2 separate regions of the Homo sapiens genome follow, and region 2 is linked to region 1. A link is an interaction called in ENCODE POLR2A ChIA-PET data of the cell type or tissue named here. Cell type or tissue: B cell. All regions are shown on one strand. Links, peaks and the distances in the headings refer to the core of each region. The heading gives the core; the rest is flanking DNA. Region 1 overlaps UTP6 (UTP6 small subunit processome component). Region 2 holds the start of EVI2B (ecotropic viral integration site 2B).

Evidence for each region. Peaks named below come from ENCODE experiments on the same cell type or tissue, not always from the same donor. Only the 100,000 strongest peaks of a DNase experiment are listed, where the experiment ranks them.
Region 2: POLR2A ChIA-PET joins it to region 1 with 6 read pairs; 1 of 35 experiments calls an interaction of 5 or more read pairs at or near these places.

Annotation. Positions count from the first base shown.
Region 1 is chr17:31,886,676-31,893,952 of GRCh38, reverse strand. UTP6 (UTP6 small subunit processome component) reads left to right here. Exons shown (of 19, transcript NM_018428.3): 5 at 1,159-1,206; 6 at 1,630-1,693; 7 at 4,550-4,668; 8 at 6,640-6,717. Among named protein-coding and RNA genes, the nearest start is that of UTP6, 11 kb to the left of the region's middle. RefSeq lists an enhancer at 3,831-4,010. In B cell, for the core only: no CTCF peak of the experiment used is centred there; DNase peaks (open chromatin) are centred at 4,098 and 4,582; H3K4me3 peaks cover 1,659 bases; H3K27ac peaks cover 2,500 bases.
Region 2 is chr17:31,308,342-31,315,618 of GRCh38, reverse strand. All of the region lies in intron 36 of NF1 (neurofibromin 1), which reads right to left. EVI2B (ecotropic viral integration site 2B) reads left to right here and starts at 1,565. Exons shown (of 2, transcript NM_006495.4): 1 at 1,565-1,640. RefSeq lists an enhancer at 4,338-4,417. In B cell, for the core only: no CTCF peak of the experiment used is centred there; a DNase peak (open chromatin) is centred at 1,478; H3K4me3 peaks cover 2,216 bases; H3K27ac peaks cover 2,192 bases.

The sequences.
Region 1 (7,277 bases), core at 2,919-5,418:
AAATTTTATATTGCTACCCCAGATTGAGATTCTTTAAGAACTGCATTAAACCAACTGGATAGATAACAAAGTTTTTTTGGAGCATTGTGAGTGGGAGTTGGGGGAAAGGTTGAATTATCATAGTTAAGAGATCGGAGGCCTTTGTGAGGAAGAGCCAGATAGGATGAGAGGTGACTGGATTTTCTGAAATCTGCTTCTTTTTTTTTTTTTTTTTTTTTGGTGGGGGATGGAGTTTTGCTCTGTTGCCCAGGCTAGAGTGCAGTGGTGTGATCTTGGCTCACTGCAACCTCTGCCTCCCAGATTGAAGCAATTTTCCTGCCTCAGCCTCCCCAGTACCTGGGACTTCAGGCACGCACCACCGCGCCTGGCTAATTTTTGTATTTTTAGTAGACAGGGTTTCACCATCTTGGCCAGGCTGGTCTCAAACTCCTGACCTCAGGTGATCCACCTGCCTCAGCCTCCAAAAGTGCTGGGATTACAGGCCTGAGCCATTGTGCCTGGCTTTTTTTTTTTTTTTTTTTTGAGGTGGAGTCTTGCTCTGTCACCCAGGTTAGAGTGCAGTGGCACACAATCTCGGCAGCTCACTGCAACCTTCGCCTCCTAGGTTCAAGTGATTCTTCTGCCTCAGCCTCCCTAGTAGCTGGGATTACAGGCACATACCACCACACCTGGCTAATTTTTTTTGTTTGTTTTTTTGAGTTGGAGCTTCCCTATGTTGCCCAGGCTGGAGTGCAGTGGCCCGATCTCGGCCTCCCGGCTTCAAGCGATTCTCCTGTCTCAACTTCCTGAGTAGCTGGGATTACAGGGGTCTGCCACCAAGTCCGGCTAATTTTTTTGTATTTTTAGTAGAGACGGGGTTTCACCATATTTGACAGGCTGGTTTTGAACTCCTGACCTCAAGTGATCAATCCGCCTTGGCCTCCCAATAATCTTTGTAATTTTAGGTTAGGTGGGGTTTCACCATGTTGGCCAGGCTGGTTTCAATCTCCTGACCTCAAGTGATCCGCCCGCTTCGGCTTCACAAAGTGGTGGGATTACAGGTGTGAGCCACCGCATCCAACCTGAAATTTGCTTGTTTTTAGCAAAATTAATTAATGCAAAGGTGTATTATATGTAAAGGTCAAATTTGGGCAGCTTACTACATTGCTTTTCTTGCAGGACGATGTTCAACTTTGGCTCTCCTATGTGGCTTTTTGTAAGAAGTGGGTGAGTAAAGCCATGCATGTCTTGCTTCCTCTGACCGTCTTTTTGTTAATCTGCCCTTTAAGCTTCATGCCAGATGTTTTTTCCTGAAGTGTAGGGTTAACATGAAAAAAGAACCCAAGAAGGCGGAACATCAATATAACATTGGATATCTGAATGACTATGGTTTCCAATTCAATTGAAAAGAATATAATTTTTACGTGTGTTTGTTCAATACAGTTGACTTTTTAAAAAGATATTTAAAGTGTTTAGTGGTTTAATTGAGGTAGAAAATTTTGAGGGTCTGTGTTCGTTTATATATCCCTAGCAATAGCATGTCATGCTCCATTGGATTTTACAGTTGGTAAAGTTAGGGTACATATTACTTAGAGAGTAAGATCAATGATTTATCTGTGCAGGAAGTAGAAATATTTTCCTTTTTTACAGGCTACTAAAACTCGACTTAGCAAGGTATTCTCTGCCATGTTGGCGATTCATTCCAACAAACCAGGTATGGTGAAATCTTTGTCAATTTTTCTATGTTTTATTTAGACTCAAGCCATTTTGGATTTTATTTCGATTGATGAATCTAAGAGAAATTATTTTGAGGACTTGAGCTTAGGCAGTTGGCCTCAGCAGTTTTTCTTACTGAATAGCTGCCTCATAGTTCACCCCTGCCTACTATATACTAGTTACTGTCCTAGGTGTTGTATCTGCAGGCAAGAAGGACTGTATTTCTTTTTTTTTTGAGACGGAGTCTCGCTCTGTCGCCCAGGCTGGAGGGCAGTGGTGTGATCTTGGCTCACTGCAACCTCCGCCTCCCAGGTTGAAGCAATTCTCCTGCCTTAGCCTCCTGAGTAGGTGGGATTACAGGTGCCCGCCACCACGCCCAGCTAATTTTTGTATTTTTAGTAGAGACTGGGTTTTACCACGTTGGTCAGGCTGGTCTCTCGAACCCCTGACCTCGTGATCCACCCGCCTTGGCCTTCCAAAGTGCTGGGATTACAGGCGTGAGCCACCACTCCCGGCCAGACTGTATTTCTTTTTAGATGATGGCAAAATAAACTTTTGAATCCTTTGTGGGACATTTTATTTGGAGGCAGTCAAATCTGAGGAATTTTAGAAGCTTAAAGGGGAAAATATCAATATAAATTTTAGAAGAGTGCTGGTACAGAGTAGACTCATGTTTTGTAAGAGAAATATTTCTCTTGTGAATAATGTATAAATGGTCTAGTTGATAGTGGAGGGGCCTCAGCACCTATTCTCAGGGTATTAGGCTTAATCAGATATCTTATACCACACAAGACTCAAATAGACTACATTTGGCACCAGTTTACTCAGAAATATAGCAGGATAGCCTTAGGTATGTTCCTTCTGCAGAATGCTCTTAGCAGAATGGAGGTAGCCTCTGGTTCCTAAGGTGACTGTTCAGGTATGAGGAGATGAGATCATATCAGTAGGTAGGGGATCCAGTCTGGTTTAGAAGCCCCATGGATGGGCATGGCTTCTACAGATCCTAGAAAGGTCATGCTCAATTTTAGGAGTCACATGTTCAAGGAAGCCCAAAGCAATTGCTTGCCACCATTGCTGACCCTTCTATTCCAGGTGTGGTTACCAATCAGGCGTCATTTTTAACAAAAGCAATCTTGATAAGATAGGTGACCTTTATTAAATGTCTAGGGAAATAGCTAGAATGTTAACTCAGGGTTAATTTCCCATGTAGAAGGACAAAGGGTTTTAGAGAAAATTATGAATTATAATTTATTTTATTTTTTATTTTTTTGAGACAGAGTCTTGCCTCTGTTGCCCAGGCTGGAGTGCAGTGGTGTGATATCAGCTCACTGCAACCTCTGTCTCCTGGGTTCAAGTGATTCTCATGCCTCAGCCTTCTAAGTAGCTGGGATTACAGATGTGCACCACCACGCCTGGCTAATTTTTGTATTTTTAGTAGAGATGGGGTTTCGCCATGTTGGCCAGACTGGTCTCAGAACTCCCAGCCTCAAACGATCTGTGCACCTCAGCCTCCCAAAGTGCTGGGATTACAGGAGTAAGCCACTGTGGCTTGCCCTATAATTTCTCTAAATATTGAGAAAAGAGCAAAAAATAATTTTATTTGTGGTAAGATAAGCAGTTTTTTCTGGACTTTTTTTTTTGACATGGAGTCTTGCTCTGTCGCCCAGGCTGGGGTGTAGTCGTGTGATCTCAGCTCACTGCAACCTCTGCCTCCCAGGTTAAAGTGATCCTTCTGCCTCAGTCTCCGTAATAGCTGAGACTATAGGAGGGTGCCACCACGCCTGGCTAATTTTTTGTATTTTTTAGTAGAAACGAGGATTCACCATGTTGGCCAGGCTGGTCTCAAACTCCTGACATCAAGTGATCTGCCTGCCTCGGCCTCCCAAAGTGCTGGAACTACAGGTGTGAGCCACTGTGCCTGGCCTTTTTCTGGCATTTTACTACCTTTAAAATTTGTATGTGGGCCAGGCACGGTGGCTTATGCCTATAATCCCAGCACTTTGGGAAGCCGAGGCAGGCAGATCATTTGAGATCAGGAGTTTGAGACCAGCCTGAGCAACATGGTGAAAACCCATCTCTACAAAGTTACAAAATTTAGGTGGGCGTGATGGTGTATGCATGTGGTCCCAGCTACTTGAGGGGCTAAGGTGGGATTCTGGTAGGTGAAGACTGCAGTGAGCTGTTGTTTGTGCCACTGCAGCCTGAGCAACAGAGCAAGACCCTGTCTCAAAAAAAGAAAAAAATTGTATGTGACTTACAATAATGTCCTTAGATCTGATGAAAACAGTAACAGACACTTAGGTACTCATCCTCTAAATTGAACATTTGTTATCATTTACTCATTTGCTTCAGAATACTGTTTCTAATTTTAGATAACGTAGCCAAGCTTTGCAGTTAGAAACTGTCTGTCCGAACTGCTTCCCCTTTTGTTAAAGGTTTTTTTAAAAAATTGTTTGAGTGGGCCGGGCGCAGTGGCTCATGCCTGTAATCCTAGCACTTTGGGAGGCCGAGGCGGGCGGATCACGAGGTCAGGAGATTGAGACCATCCTGGCTAACATGGTGAAACCCCGTCTCTACTAAAAATACAAAAAAAATTAGCCGGGCATGGTGGCGGGTGCCTGTAGTACCAGCTACTCGGGAGACTGAAGCAGGAGAATGGCATGAACCTGGGAGGCGGAGCTTGTAGTGAGCCGAGATTGCGTCACTGCACTCCAGCCTGGGCGACAGAGTGAGACTGTCTCAAAAAAAAAAAAAAAAAAAAATTGTGCGAGTATTAAAATTGGATCATTTGGTTCTTTTCTTGTCTGACTTGATTAATTTATTGAAATGAAATCTGATGGTTTTTCACTTACAGCTTTGTGGATTATGGCAGCCAAATGGGAAATGGAAGATCGATTGTCTTCAGAAAGCGCAAGGCAACTATTTCTTCGCGCACTGCGCTTTCATCCAGAGTGCCCAAAACTTTATAAAGAAGTGAGTGTGTATGCACATAGGATGAGACAGTGATGTTTCAGTTTGGTCCTCTGGAGACATATTTTTTTTTCCTGGATTCAAGCAATTCTTACGCCTCAGCCTCCCGAGTAGCTGGGATTACAGGTGCCCGCCACCATACCTGGCTATTTTTTTTGTATTTTTAGTAGAGGCGGGGTTTTGCCATGTTGGCCAGGCTGGTTTCACTTTTTTTTTTTGAGACAGTCTTGCTCTGTTGCCCAGGCTGGAGTGCAGTGGCACGGTCTCGGCTCACTGCAAGCTCTGCCTCCTGGGTTCACACCATTCTCCTGCCTCAGCCTTCCGAGTAGCTGGGACTACAGGTGCCTGCCACCATGCCTGGCTAAATTTTTGTATTTTTTATTAGGGATGGGGTTTTACCATGTTAGCCAGGATGATCTCGATTTCCTGACCTGGTCATCCGCCCGCCTCCACCTCCCAAAGTGCTGGGATTACAGGCGTGAGCCACTGCGCCCGGCCCATGTATTCTTTATTAAATAAAAAAGGCTTCAATTTATGGAGGCTAGGAATAAGTGTGGAGGTGTGGGTAAGGACAAACATCTTTTTTATTTTTTGAGATGGAGTCTCGTTCTGTTTCCCAGGCTGGAGTGTAGTGGCCCGGTCTTGGCTCATTGCAACCTTTACCTCCTGGGTTCAAGCAATTCTCCTGCCTCAGCCTCCTGAGTAGGTGGGATCCCACGTCCGGCTAATTTTTGTATTTTTAGTAGAGATGGAGTTTCGCCCTGTTGGGCAGGCTGGTCTCAAACTCCCGAACTCAGGTGATCTGCCTGCCTCAGCCTCTGAAAGTGGTGGGATTACAGGTGTGAACCACCATGCCCGGCCAGGGAAAAACATCTTTTTGTAGGTGTTGACACTGCAGCTTCTAAGTTAGTTGAGAGGTTGGAACCCCCGCCTCCTTCCTGTGGTTGGAAGGAATAGGGAACTAGACTCTAACATTTTTTTAGCTGGGAGCCAGATTTAGCCTCTTTATACTTTTGTTTTTATTTTTTTTTCTTGTTCCCTTGGTTCTCCAAAGAAGCCCTCTTCTGGCTTCTTTGCCTTGTCTTCCTCTTTTCTCCATGTTCTTTCTGTCTCCTTTTCTTGAGATAGATACCTGGTAGTACTTCCTTTCTCTCTTCGGGGACTTACTCCCTTATGGATGGTGCCTTAGAACATTTGAGGGCCAAGCTTTAGATAAAATCCCAAATAAGAGAAAGAATGTATTGGAAGCTGCACTGTTTTCTGAGTCATTTGTCAGGATAAAAGAGAAACTGCTATTTAATTCTTTTTTTTTTTTTTTTTTTTTTTGAGATGGAGTCTCACTCTTGTTGCTCAGGCAGGAGTGCAATGGTGTGTTCTTGGCTCACTGCAACCTCCACGCCCGGGGTTCAAACGATTCTCCTGCCTCAGCCCCCGAAGTAGCTGGGATTATAGGTGTGCACCACCATGCCCCGCTAACTTTTGTATTTTTAGTAGAGATGGGGTTTTACCATGTTGGGCAGGCTGGTCTCGAACTCCTGACCTCAAGTGATCCGCCCGCCTGGCCTCCCAAAGTGCTGGGATTACAGGCATGAGCCACCGTGCCCAGCCTGCTATTTAATTCTTAAATGAAAGTTAAGCCTGGGTGTGGTGGCTCATGCCTTTAATCCCAGCACTTTGGGAGGCTGAGGCAGGAGGATCACTTGAGGTCAGTTGTTTCAGGCCAGGCAGCAACGTAGCAAGATCCTGTCTCTACAAAAAATAAAAATAAAAAAATTATCTGAGTGTGATGGAATGCACCTCTAATCCTAGCTACTCAGGAAGCTGAGGCAAGGGGATCACTTGAGTGCAGGAATTCATGGCCGAAATGAGCTGTCATCACCAGTGCACTCCAGCTTGGGTGACAGAGCAAGACCCTGTCTCAAAAAAATTTTAAAAAGCATCTCCAAAGATTTTCAGTTTATTTCTCTTCTGTAGTACTTTAGGATGGAGCTGATGCATGCTGAAAAACTGAGGAAGGAGAAGGAAGAATTTGAAAAAGCCAGTATGGATGTGGTAAGGTTCTAATTATTTTATTCTCACTTGCTAACGATGTATAACATTTTGAGCCTGCTTAGGAGTAAGAGAAAATATTTGGAATATATTTTTCTTTTTTTTTCTTTTTTTTTGAGACGGAGTCTCGGTCTGTCACACAGGCTGGAGTGCAGTGGCACCATCTTGGCTCACTGCAACCTCTGCCTCCGGGTTCAAGCTTTAATGTTTAATGTTGTTACATTTTGAAACTTCCAGATGAGTTAGTGTTACTTATAAATGGACTTAGTTAGGAAAATGAAGCTTTATGCTATAAAAATAGATATTTGGACTAATTAATGTGGTTCTCAAAATTGTTACTTACAGAATAGCCAAATACTATTCTTTAACGCTGTATGATCTCATAAAGTGATATATTAATGGATTCAAGGAGCTTGAGAAAGGTTGTGAAATGTGTGGTTTCCTGGCCTTCTTTCTTTCCCTTTTTATATAATTTTTTATATGACAGAATAATTAAAAGATTTAGAATGTTAGAGCTGAGAAGAAACTTTGCTATTGTCTGTTATTGTGGTTTCCAGCTTAGA
Region 2 (7,277 bases), core at 1-2,500, 580 kb after region 1:
TTATTCAGATGGACTCACTCCTTTCAATACACTTTGTTTAGTTAACTTAAAAATTTTTTGTATTTTAAATTTTTGTGGGTACATAGTAGGTGTATATATTTAAAGGGTAATGAGATGTTTTGATACAGTCACGCAACGTGAAATAATCACATCATGGAGAATGGGGTATCCATCCCTTCAAGCACTTATCCTTTGTGTTACAAAGGATCCAATTACACTTTTAGTTATTTTAAAATGTATAATTATGGTATTAATGACAGTCACTCTGTTGTGCTATCAAATAGGTCTTATTCATTCTTTCTATTGTTTTTTGTACCTATTAACTGGTAACACCATCTCCCCAACCCCTCATTACCCTTTAGTAACAAGTTAACTTTAGTTAACTTCTTATTTAAAAAATGATCCCCAATTTATTTTATTTTCCACTGAGAAGTAACTACTTTGTGGGTAATCAAATAAATAGTTGAGAACTTGAACTCAAAAGTCACTAGTAAAATATTTGGTCAAAATAATTTAATTACAAATATACAAATGGCAAACAGGCATACGAAAGGGTACTCAGCACCACTGATGAGAGAAATGCAAATCAAAACTACAATGATACCTCATCTCACCCCAGTTAAAATGGCTTATACTCAAAAGACAGGCAATAACAAGTGCTGGGAAGGGTGTGGAGAAAATGGAACTCTCGTACGCTGTTAGTGGGAATGTAAATCAGTAAAACCACTATGGAGAACAGTTTGGTGGTTCCTCAAAAAACTAAAAATAGAGCTATCATATGATCCAGCAATCCCACTGCTAGGTATATACCCAACAGAAAGGAAAACTGTACAAAGAGACATCTGCACTCCCACTTTTGTTGTAACACTATTCACAACAGCCAAGATTTGGAAGCAACCTAAGTGTCTATAAACAGATGAATGGATAAAGAAAATATGGTACATATACACAATGGAGTATTATTCAGCCATAAAAAAGAATGAGATCCTGTCATTTGCAAAATAATGTAATTATACTTTTACCCTGGACTTTTTATATTATGAGGAAATAACATTACATTTATTGGTTACCTGCAGTTGGTGAGGCATTTATACATGTTATATTATGCTATCTTATTTAATCCTCACAATAACCCAATAAAATATTCCTTTAGAGGAGGAAACGGTGACTCAGAAGTGCAGAGTCTTGCCTAAGGTCATACAAGTAAACAGAACACATCACTCACTTCTTATGAGAAGAAATCTCACTGTAAGTGATAACCCAACTGGCAGCTTTTCTTCTTAGAACATGTAATTTTCTCTTCGGGACTCCATCCTAAATATTTAATTTACATAATCATATTACTAGAGTATCTCAAATATTTATTTACATAATTAAAAGCACTCAAATCATAGGGCTCCAAAATGTATTTCAAAATAAGTTCTGTTAAAGTAATATATTTCTTAGTCACTTTGTGGTTTATTGCACTTCCGGAACCAGCTATTGATAAACTTCCTCTTTTTCTACAGAAACTATTTCAGTTTGCTAGAGGAACATTTTAAATCTGAATTGAACCACCCATTTTCCTTTCTTAGCCAAATCACCAAAATGTCCAGTTAGAACAAGAATTTAGCATTCTGCAAAAGAAGTTAACAGCTGAGGTAAGAAAATTTTCACACAATTTGGTTTGATCTTGCTTTATATAAAATTTATTTTAAAAACTGTCATTAGTGTTTTAAACTTAAACTCTGATAGTCTAAAGATGTCTATAACAGGTTTTTGTGGTTTTGTTGCATAGAATTAAAAAATACTCAGTTCAGCTTGCCTTAGAAAAATATTTTCACCTAGGTTTGTATAAGACCTTTTAAGTTTATTTAATCTCACACACACACACACACACACACACACACACACACATATTTTTTTTTTTTTTTGAGATAGAGTCTTGCTCTGTCTCCCAGGCTGGAGTGCAGTGGCACGATCTCAGCTCACTGCAACCTCCACCTCCTGGGTTCAAGCAATTCTCCTGCTTCAGCCTCTCAAGTAGCTCGGATTACAGGCGCCCACCACCACGCCTGGCTAATTTTTTTGTATTTTTAGTAGAGATGGGGTTTCACTATGTTGCCCAGGCTGGTCTCCTACTCCTGACCTTGGGTGATCCGCTTACCTCCGCCTCCCAAAGTGCTGGGATTACAGGAGTGAGCCACCGCTCCCAGCCACAATCATATTTGTTAACCTTAGTTTTAGAATTAAAAAGAAACTATAGCCATGGCAGATAAAGCTAAGGGTTAGAAATAGAACTAGATTCCACAGGCTATGACTGAATTTATAACCTCCAAAATATTAATTGTTAAAAGTTCTAATGTACTTTTTATAGAATTTTCCTGTACATAATATAATGCATAAATTAAAATTTTTGTATCCCCTTTAGTTTGCATAGTAAGAATGGTCACTTTCACTTAATTTAGAAAGAAAAAGAAATCAGATGTGGTATTTGACTATTATTATTATACATGCTTTATTTTTTACATATAGATTTTATATTTAATAATGATGACATGAAAACATTATGGCTCATTTTAAAAGCTTACTAAGCCAAAAATGTTAGTCAATAATCAAACATGCATGCGTATATTAATATCATCTACGTGTTTATGTCACATTATCTGAGACTTTAGAACATAGTATAAGATAGAAGAAACCTATAGAATAAACAATAGAAAATTGTTAATATGCATAAAAGATGCTTGCTGTGGGTAAAATGGGCAAATAAAAACTGCAAAGAGTATTTTACATAGACTTGTAATTTCAGGGAATAATATGTTCATAGTGGGTGATATCCCATTTCAACACTTAATAAATATTCATGACTTTCTCTTAGAAGGATTTCTTCTAAGTAATTACTGTGGAAGTCAGAAAATAAAGATATTTATCTCTTTTTCAGATTAGGCTTGTCTATATATTTTTCTACTTCTAATATTTAGTTTATTTCATTATGCATAAAGTCATAAAATTATATTAAATTTTTTTCACTGTCATATTTCATAAAATTAAAAAATTTCCCATCGATCCTTATGGTGTGTTTTTGTCATAGAATCCCATACTTTTTTTTTTTTTTTTTGAGATGGAGTCTCCCTCTGTCACCCAGGCTGGTGTGCAGCGGCACCATCTTGGCTCACAGGCTCACTGCAACCTCCGCCTCCCAGGGTCAAGAGATTCTTCTGCCTCAGCCTCCTGAGTAGCTGGGATTACAGGCACCCACCACCACGCCTGGCTAATTTTTTGTATTTTTAGTAGAAACGGGGTTTCACCATGTTGGTCAGGCTGGTCTTCAACTCCTGACCTCAAGTGATTGGCCCACCTCGGCCTCCCAAAGTGCTGGGATTACAGGCAGGAACCACTGCGCCTGGTCCCATACATGTTTTTAAAGGGTTAGTCCCAAATCTAAAGTTTACTAGTAGTGCCTGTGTTTTCCAGCTAATTCCCACATAATTCTACTTAGAAGGAAACTTTAATTCTGATTAAGTTTGAATTGAGAAACATAAATCTGATGCCTTTCAATGTCCAAGCTTTAAAAAAAAAATCACCACAAAATTTTCAGTAAACTTACTAAATATGACACTTTATAGAAACCATTCCAAATTCTTATAATAGTTTTCGTAGAATCAGGACTAAAATGGGTTTTCAGGTATTTCTTTCCTACCCTTTATCTAAGACTACCTACAAGTGTTATTTACGTGTAATTCCCACCAACTCACATCTCCTTCCTTCATAAAGCATTTCTATTTCATAACTTTTCTATGAAAGGCAGTATAGCACATACAGTGAAATGTGATAGAAAGAAACGGTTCTGGCACAAGATTAGCATGATTTTTGTATTAGTGCCACTACTTAGAGCTGTGATACTGCCAAGTTACCCAACATCGTGGTGTCTCAGTTTCCTTATCTGTAGGATGAAAAAACCACCACCTAGCTAATTAAAATAGGATACTGCTTAGCCTTTGGTGGGTGCTCAGTAAATGGTCACTATCATGATACAAGATGGTCATCAAATACTTCCTATTGTAGTTGAAGGTCAATTTCTCTTTCCACTTTTCCTCAAGATGCAGAATGGCTGGTTTTTTCTTTTACGGTTTCAAAACTTCACTAGTTAGAGATAATACTACTGCTAAATTTTAATCTATTATATTTGCATCACAACTTTTATTATATCAAAGTAATTGATACAGCTATCTATACTTGTCTTTTGTCTAGGATATGCTCTCCAAATCTTGATTCTCTTTAAAAGATAATGGCATACTTCCTAACATATCCAACTTAACAGCATCAATTTTAAATGCTGGACCCTTTAAGTACTTATGCATTATATTTATAAGAACATGTCTATGGCCGGGCTCGGTGGCTCATGCCTATAATTCCAGCACTTTGGGAGGCCAAGGTGGGTGGGTCACTTGAGTCCAGGAGTTCAAGGCAAGTCTGGGTGACATGGTGAAACCCCATGTCTACAAAAAATACAAAAATTAGTTGGGCGTGGTGTAGTGCACCTGCAGTTTCTAACTTCTTTAGGGAAGCTGAGGTGTGAGGAGGATCGCTTGAGCCCAGGAGGCAGAGGCTGCAGTGAGCTGAGATTGCACCACTGCACTGCAACCCGGGTGACAGAGTGAGACCCTGTCTCCAAACGGAAAAAAAAAAAAAAAAAGAACATGTCTTATACACGGGGACTCCTGCTTCACTGTAACTGTCTTTAAAATGTTTAAATTTATGTTTTTCTTTTTAAAATATTCTAAATATTCAGCAAAGAAAAAGAACCAAAATCACAGATTTAAACCTCAAAGTGCCAGCCTATAATAATGAGTAAAAACCGGCATATGAGGGCTGACAAATTTGCTTGAGCAGCAGACTAAGGGATTTCTGGAAAACTCTATATAAAACGTACACGGGTACATGGGTTCTTTGGAATAATTGCTAGGTATGCTTCTGGATAGTGTCAGGGAAAAAAAAAGGGAGAGGATGGTAAGGATACTCACAGCAGACAGGAGAGCCTGAAATGAAAGGTAAATGAATTTGAAAGGATGGTTCCTTCTGGTCCTCCATTTTAGAAAGCAAGCTCCTCTTTACTGTCTCCCTGCACTCACAAACACAGGCCAGCCACAACAGAGCAGCATTTTGCCGTTGCTTCTTTCATCTACTTCAATCATCTCCCCCCACCCCCAACTTCATTTTGCCTACTTCAATCATCTACACTGCCTTCTTGCTAATTATATAACCACTGCTTTTTTTTTCACCTGTTTATTAACTTTTCTTCTTTTCTGTATCTTCTCTAGTCAATTGACCTTCCTCTTTTCTGTTCGCTGCTTCCTAGAGTTTTTGTTTTTTCTCTTTTGTGTTATTTTGTATTTCTTTGCATTGCCTTTTATATTATTCTAAATCTCCTTTTTATTCCCCTGCCCAATATTGTTCTTTACCTACAGAAACAATGTTGGTACTTCAGGTACACACCACTTACATATTTTAAAATGTGTATGCTAAATAACCTTCCACACTGGTAGTAACGCTGGCCTCATTACCGCTGGGAAAAAAGTCAGTTTTTTCCACTACCATATTCCCTATTTATTCCTCTTTTAAATCTTTCTTCTCCTTCTCTGGACTACACTGAATTGCCATCATAGAATTCTAATACAGTTTCTAGTACTCTGATGTGGCAGATCCTAGGAGGATAAAAAGCTAACTGAAGAGTGGTAGAAAGTGTTAGGATAGGCAAAAAATGGAATTTGGTTTTAATATTGCCATAACCGTTAACTGACAAGTGAAAATCTCATACATGGAGGGTTCCACCAGCTTACTACTGACAGTAGAGGATAGGAGCCTATCAAAATTGATCTTACAAACTAACCTGGGTTTAAAATTATGTTCCTGTTTGGGCCCTGTCCTTCTCTAATGCCTTTTTCAGCTAACTGAAAAGAGGAACCGTATGGTTTCCTTATTTTAAGCAAAGTCACAAAAGAGGAAACATTTTTGGCTAAAGACAATTCATGGCTTATATTTTCTGATGCTTTGCATAGCATTAAAACAGATTTTTAAAATGAAGTTCTGAAGAGAATAACATTTTCTAAAGAAGTCCCCCCGCCTTTTTTTGTAATCTATAAGAATAATGGGTAGGAACTGCATGGATGATGACCATCCAGAGATTATTCAAATCCCTATATCTATGCCAAAAGTGTTCAAATTTTCCCTTTTAAATCTTTTGCAAAATGGATAAAAAGCAGAATTTATTAACTCAGATTTCACTGCCTCTGCTTATTTTCTGGTAGAAGTACTAGTAAAAAGCAAAAACTAAAATGGAAAGGAATCAAGAAGCCCAATACAGGTTAAATGTTTACTGTGCTCCTAATATATAAGGCATTAACTACAAAGAAATCAAAATATAAAAACATGAGGCAATAAAGGGTAGCAGAAAGAATGTATGCTTTGGAATCAGGTGGCCCTGGGTACAAACTCCCAATCTGTCACTTCGAGTGGTATAACATCAGGCAAACTGCTTAACTCATTTGACACTGTCTCTTTATCTGTAAATAAGGGATCCCTTTACCTTCCTTATAAAGTCATTTGAAGGTTCTGTGAAATAAAGTATGCAAAACTGGGATAGTACAACACATAATATGCTCTAGATAAGTATTTTTCTTTCTCCTTTCTGCCTTCTTCAAGGTTCTTTATAATCTTGTTCAAGGAAGTAGGTATAGGAAAATGTGAAAAGTAAACACAATTACTTAAGAGAATAGAAGTGTGAGTGAGATACATACATGAATTATGTAAGGAACCATAAAAACAATAAATGAGAGCTAGGGGGAATTCAGTAAATGACTGATCTGTTTGGGCTGTAGTCAGTCACAGAGAACTTGGGTTAAGAAGGGGAATTTAAACTGAGGTCTGAAAGATGAGGACAGATTCAGATATGCAGCCAGAAAGGGGAAGAGGCTAGGTCTGGAAGAAAAATAAAAAAAAAAGAACACCCTTGAGAAGGGTAAAAAACAGCATAGAAGTGTCTGTTTAGCAGGGAAAAATCGTGTGTTTAGAAAGTATGCAAGGTGGGAAAGGGATGCATTTGGCTGGATAAGAAGTTTCAGTCATGATACGTGAATCTGGACTGGTTAACTCAAGCCAGAAGGAAGAAAACTCAATTTAGAAGTTTTATCTTAACAGGCCAGGCGTGGTGGCTCATGCCTGTAATCCCAGCATTTTGGGAGGCTGAGGCGGACAGATCACTTGAGGTCAGGAGTTCGAGACCGGTCTGGACAACA